Regions from separate parts of the Mus musculus genome. Here region 1 is linked to region 2. A link is a contact called in ENCODE POLR2A ChIA-PET data. All regions are on one chromosome and are shown on one strand. Each heading gives the region's core, a stretch centred on a gene start or an enhancer-like site at or near the end of the contact. The rest is flanking DNA. Distances are from core to core; before and after follow the strand shown.

Region 1 (2,700 bases), core at 173-2,672, 36 kb before region 2:
TCTTACTATTGCCAAGAATGGTGGTTCCTGCTGGCCCTAGTTTGGCACTCTCTCGTAACCAGTTGGCAGGTGGGAGTTTCAAGTCTGTTTTTTCTTCGAGACGTGCAAACGCTGTTCGAGGAGGGGCAGAAGAGTATTTTACCACAGCTCTGCTTTTCACTTCGTTGCCTCCAAGAAATAAGGCCGATCCCTAAATAACATATGGAATGAAGCTTTAATGAACACTGCCAGGAACGACAATCTCACTTTCATAAAAATGAATTAAGAACCCACCAAATCAGGATTCACAAGGAGCCTCAGCTGCGTGTCAGCTCTAACACTTAATAAACAAGCTTAAATTACGCTTACTTAGCTGTTTTTCACGAAACTAAAAAAAAAAAAAAAAAAAAAAAGGATCAATCAAGAAGTGGACAGGGGCCAACCAACCTGCTTTTTAAAAATCTGGGCATAGTAGTTGCAAACACAAGCTTCAAGCACTCTGGAGGCAGAGGCACAAGGGCCAGTGCAAGGTCTACGTCCAGCTTGACTGCCCGGTCTGCATAACCAGTTCCACACCAGCCAAGACTCAACCCGGTACGATGAGTCACAGAAAAATGTAGACTCAGAAACTAAGTGCGCTCAACTGTGTCCTGTCAACCGCATGTAAAACGAGCAAGACTTCTGTACGGTTCTAATGGAATATTTTTAAGTAGCATAAGTCAATGACAAACGTCATTTGCAGGACGTGTTTATTTTTACCAAACACACAGCGATTGATCGGTAAGCTCATCGCATCCCATTCTACATTAGCTCCGTAGCTGACCCTACACCCACCCGGGCATGCTCAATGTCTGGACCCGCTGTTCGACTCTCCTTCGAGAACCCTTCCAGGCGTTGCAAATTCTCTGTGCCCTCCCTGGGTCCGTCCCTCTCTCCTCTGCCTGCCTTCGGCGGGCTGTGACACACACACACTCTATAGCCCGTCCACTGGCGCCGAGTGCGAAGCCAGGGGTGTTGCGCATTGCAAGCAAACGCCTGCCTGCACACCCGACGACAGGCTCGCCTGGTGATTCATTCCGTACTAGAGGTGCTAAGGAGGCGTGGAAGAAAGTTCCAGAAGCCCCACGTCCCCCTCCCAGGCCCGCAAACCCCCCAAGCCCCTGCAGGTCGCGCTCCGCCGCCGCCGCCTCTCACCTGTGCAGAAGGCTCCTCGGAGTCCGCCTGGGACAGGAGGCTGAGCCCTCCTCGGGCGGCCGCCCCTGAAGGAGAAGCCTCGGCTCCTGCTTCCTTGGGGTCCCCCATCATTTCCGACCCTGGGGAGGCGACCAGACGCGCGAGCCCTGGAGGCGGCGACAGGAACGCGGGCCCAGAGTCGCAGGAGAACCTCAGAGCGAGCGACTCGGACACTCAGCGGCTCGCACTTCCGGCGGCTGCCAGGAAGAGCTCGAGGTAGCGCGATGAAATCTCGCGAGATTCACCCAAAGGTCCAGCCCGTCCTCCGGCTCTGGCTCCTCCTTCGCGGTCCGGGCAGGAGCTGCCGCACGCCGTTGCCTGTCACACCATTAGGGCGGACACTTCTCGCGATACACGCCTCCCGGGCTCCTCCCCCTCGCTCGTGGCCGGTCTTTGTTGGCAAACAGTTAATGAGACTTGAGTCAAAGTCGCGGTGGCTGGGGTGGGGCGGTGCCGCCTTGGGTATTCGCGTAATCAAAGCTGGTGGCATCAAGGCCCTCGCAGGCGGCCGCTCTCTTGGGGCTTCTCCGAGTTGCACACGCGCGGGGACCTCCGTGGGTCTCAGCACCCTCAGATCAGTGGGGCTGAAGCAAGGAGAGAGAAGCCATCAGTCTGTTTAATCGGTTTCTAGGCAGCGCTCATGCAGCCCTGGCTGGTTTCGAACTCGCAAAATAGCCGAGAGTGACCTTGAACTTGACACTCTGCCTCCAGCTCCCGAGGGCTGGGGTTTCTTTCTGCCCGAGGATGGAACCCAGGGCTTCGTGTAGGCTAGGCAAGCACTCGGAGCTACATTTCCACCCTGCACCCAATAACAGACAAACTGCTACATTCCTCATAAAACATATATATTTGAGGTAAAAGGTTTTGTTTTATGTCGAGGTATTACGTTTTGGGTTTTTTTTTTTTTTTTTTTTTTTTTTAAATGTGTTTTGAGTGCTTTGGCTGCGTGTGTGCATGCAGTGCCCGCAGAAACCAGAAGAGGGCATCAGATCTCCTGGAACGGGAGTTACACGCAGTTGGGAGTTGTGGGCTGTGGGTGCTAAGCTGTGTCCTCTGCAAGAGCAGAAAGTGCTCCTAATGGCTGAGCCAGGACGGAGGTATACGTTTTCAGTTTTCAGTGTTTTGGCCTTTGCAATTATTTAGCCATGCCAGGTTATAATTTTCCTTAGTCTCTAAAAACCCAGTAACTGAAAAACTTTAGGAGTTCTCGGAGAAAGCAGATGCAGTCTGCAAATTGCTTTCATGCAAAACAAGACATTTTTATGAATTAACTTTTTGGTGCATATTTTGCAGATCCTTACTTTAAAGCATGTTTTGTGATTTTTTTTTAAACTACTCTGTATTTAGAGCCAGTTTTTGTTTGTTTGTTTGTTTGTTTGTTTTGTCCTTTTCGTTGTTTATTACATCAGAGGCTAGCAGGCTCGTCACATAAAAGCTTGTGCCAAACAAAACTGAGGGCCCGAGTTCCATGTCATCCCTGGACCCCAC
Region 2 (2,700 bases), core at 136-2,635:
TTGAGGAGGTGGGAAATGAAGACACAATTTCTCCATGCAAAGGAGCCATCTTGTGGATGTCCACTCTCATCTTCATGTGGAACTGCCATGATAATTGCCTGGGTGGCATCCAACCAAGAAGGCAAGCAGAAAGCACATCACTCACTCAGCAGGAGAGAGACAGGTCTGTGTCTTGACCCAGGGACAGAGTCCAGATTTCAGAAGCAGCCTCTGCAGCCCCAGAGTGACAGGCAGCCTTTGTCAGCGCTGAGGGTTTCTAGAGGGGACTCATGACATAATTTTGCCTTCTGGTACCTTATTATTGAGGCTGTGACCCCGGTGGAGAACAAATGAAGGGAAAACAAGGAGAGACATTTAGTCTAGGATAGAATCTGATACATAGATATGCCCAAATGTTTTCTCCTGTGTCTATGCAGGTGAGTGAGTGTCTATGCAGGCAGGTGAGTGTCTATGCAGGTGAGTGAGTGTCTATGCAGGCAGGTGAGTGTCTATGCAGGCAGGTGAGTGTCTATGCAGGCAGGTGAGTGTCTATGCAGGCAGGTGAGTGTCTATGCAGGTGAGTGAGTGTCTATGCAGGCAGGTGAGTGTCTATGCAGGTGAGTGAGTGTCTATGCAGGTGAGTGAGTGTCTATGCAGGCAGGTGAGTGTCTATGCAGGCAGGTGAGTGTCTATGCAGGCAGGTGAGTGTCTATGCAGGCAGGTGAGTGTCTATGCAGGCAGGTGAGTGTCTATGCAGGCAGGTGAGTGTCTGTCTATGCAGGCAGGTGAGTGTCTATGCAGGCAGGTGAGTGTCTATGCAGGCAGGTGAGTGTCTATGCAGGCAGGTGAGTGTCTATGCAGGCAGGTGAGTGTCTATGCAGGCAGGTGAGTGTCTATGCAGGCAGGTGAGTGAGTGTCTATGCAGGCAGGTGAGTGAGTGTCTATGCAGGCAGGTGAGTGAGTCCAGGAGTAGGAGATTATTAGGTCTGAACTGGGACACAGAGAACATATGGAAGGAGAAAAGGAAATGTTTTGATCTTGGTCCAGCAGCATTGCTGATGTGAGCAAGGTTAGCTCCAGAGCAGTACTCAGGTTAGTTTTCTGAAAACTAAGAGTTTGAAACAGATGGTTGCCATGAGGACAATGCTGAATCCATGAGGGTGCAAAATGTTTGCTGTGTTTCCAGCATCTTCTTGTCCTCACCTCTCAGGCTGGTTTTGGGACTTCTTCAGTTAGAATCTGGAGGTTAGAATTCTGCACGTGCTTGGGGAACCCAATGTAAGGAACAAATGGCAAAACCCCCTCTTGGGGCTTAGAATGCTCTGGCCATTGTGACATGAGCTTCCATCCCATGATAGTGGTGGGCTTTCTCCACCTCTCTGCCCAGGCAACAGCTGAGAAGATCAGATACAGTGGGTGGGGGAGCTCTACAGACGTCACAAGCTTGTGAGGCCACAGACAGCTTGTGAGGCAACCCCAGTACATTCAGCTCATTGGAGAGAATGGCCAAAGGGAGGCGTTTCAACCCGTCTTTGAATAATGACGGAAGATGGGTAAGGAAGGATGCATTCCTGAAAGCTTCCTCATGAAATGTGGCTGTTGTTGAGGGCACAGATCTGGGCTGGATTCCCTTCTGCTGCCTCTGGTAGCTTGACCTTTGAAAAGACTCTGGGCCTTGGTCTTTTCACCTGTCAAGAGGGAAGCTCAATATTCTTTTGAGGATTCAGTGAACACACATGAATCTGAGGGAGGCAGTCCAAGCCTGTAATCTAAGTACTTGAAAGGCTGAGGCAGGAGGATTGAGAGGTCTAGGGCATCCTGGGCTGCTTAACAAGGTACAGACTCAGAAAATAAAACTAAAAAAGGGAGAGGAAGGACAGAGAGAAAGAAAGAAGACATGGGGTACAGAAAGGAGTGGAAATGTGGGAATGAAGAAAAGGAAGAAAAGAGGGAAAGAGGGAAGGCAGAGGAAATCAAGAAGGCAGAAGGAAGAAAGGGTGAAAAAAATGAGGAATAAGGGGTAAGGAAGAAAACTGCTCAGTGCAGGGTGGGCCCTTGAGGATGCTCAGTGGGTAGCAACTGCTACCTGCTCTCCCTTGTCCATTTCTGCACTCCTGCCTTCTAATACTACAGCCCTCATTATATGGTGAGCTGTTTCTTCTTCCTAGATCGTAAGTTCCATGGGGCTTTGTCATTTCTCCTCAGTGGTGCTTCATCAGTACCTAGACTAGAATCCAGTGCAGAAGGCATACTCGGTACTTGTTGAAGTAGTCTTATATTTACTTATTTATTTTAAAGATTTATTTATTTGTTTTATGTTCAGCTACACCAGAAGAGGGCATCAGATTCTATTACAGATGGCTGTGAGCCACCATGTGGTTGAATTCAGGACCTCTGGAAGAGCAGTCAGTGCTCTTAACCACTGAGCCATCTCTGCAGCCCTGTTGAAGTATTCTTAAAATCTCAACAAATCCTGTCCAGTTCTTGTCATCAGACTAGGAAATGGACAGAGCCCAGGAGTCGTTTAGCTGTTATCCTAACAGTTGTTACCTGTTTCGATCATCCCCCAGACTTCTGGGCTCAAGTTATTTTCCTGGCAAGACCCCTGTTTGTTGATATCACAGTCAGCCCAGTCAGGAATTCTAGCGTCTTCTAGAAACATTTGCATCTTGACCCAGGGACTTCTCAATTGCTCTTTCATATGCATATTTCATGCACTGT

The links. ChIA-PET counts read pairs that join two places held with the same protein, here RNA polymerase II (POLR2A).
Region 1: POLR2A ChIA-PET joins it to region 2 with 13 read pairs in embryonic stem cell. The contact joins the promoter of Edrf1 here to the promoter of Tex36 in region 2. POLR2A ChIA-PET finds 5 or more read pairs at or near these places in 5 of 5 experiments (Patski and embryonic stem cell).

The regions. Positions count from the first base shown.
Region 1 is chr7:133,636,397-133,639,096 of GRCm38, reverse strand. Edrf1 (erythroid differentiation regulatory factor 1) reads right to left here and starts at 1,422. Exons shown (of 25, transcript NM_178115.4): 1 at 1,174-1,422; 2 at 1-190. The coding sequence starts at 1,284.
Region 2 is chr7:133,600,800-133,603,499 of GRCm38, reverse strand. Tex36 (testis expressed 36) reads left to right here and starts at 1,385. Exons shown (of 4, transcript NM_028654.1): 1 at 1,385-1,532. The coding sequence starts at 1,482. It overlaps Gm35625 (predicted gene, 35625), which reads right to left and starts at 1,235. Exons shown (of 3, transcript NR_166565.1): 1 at 1,183-1,235.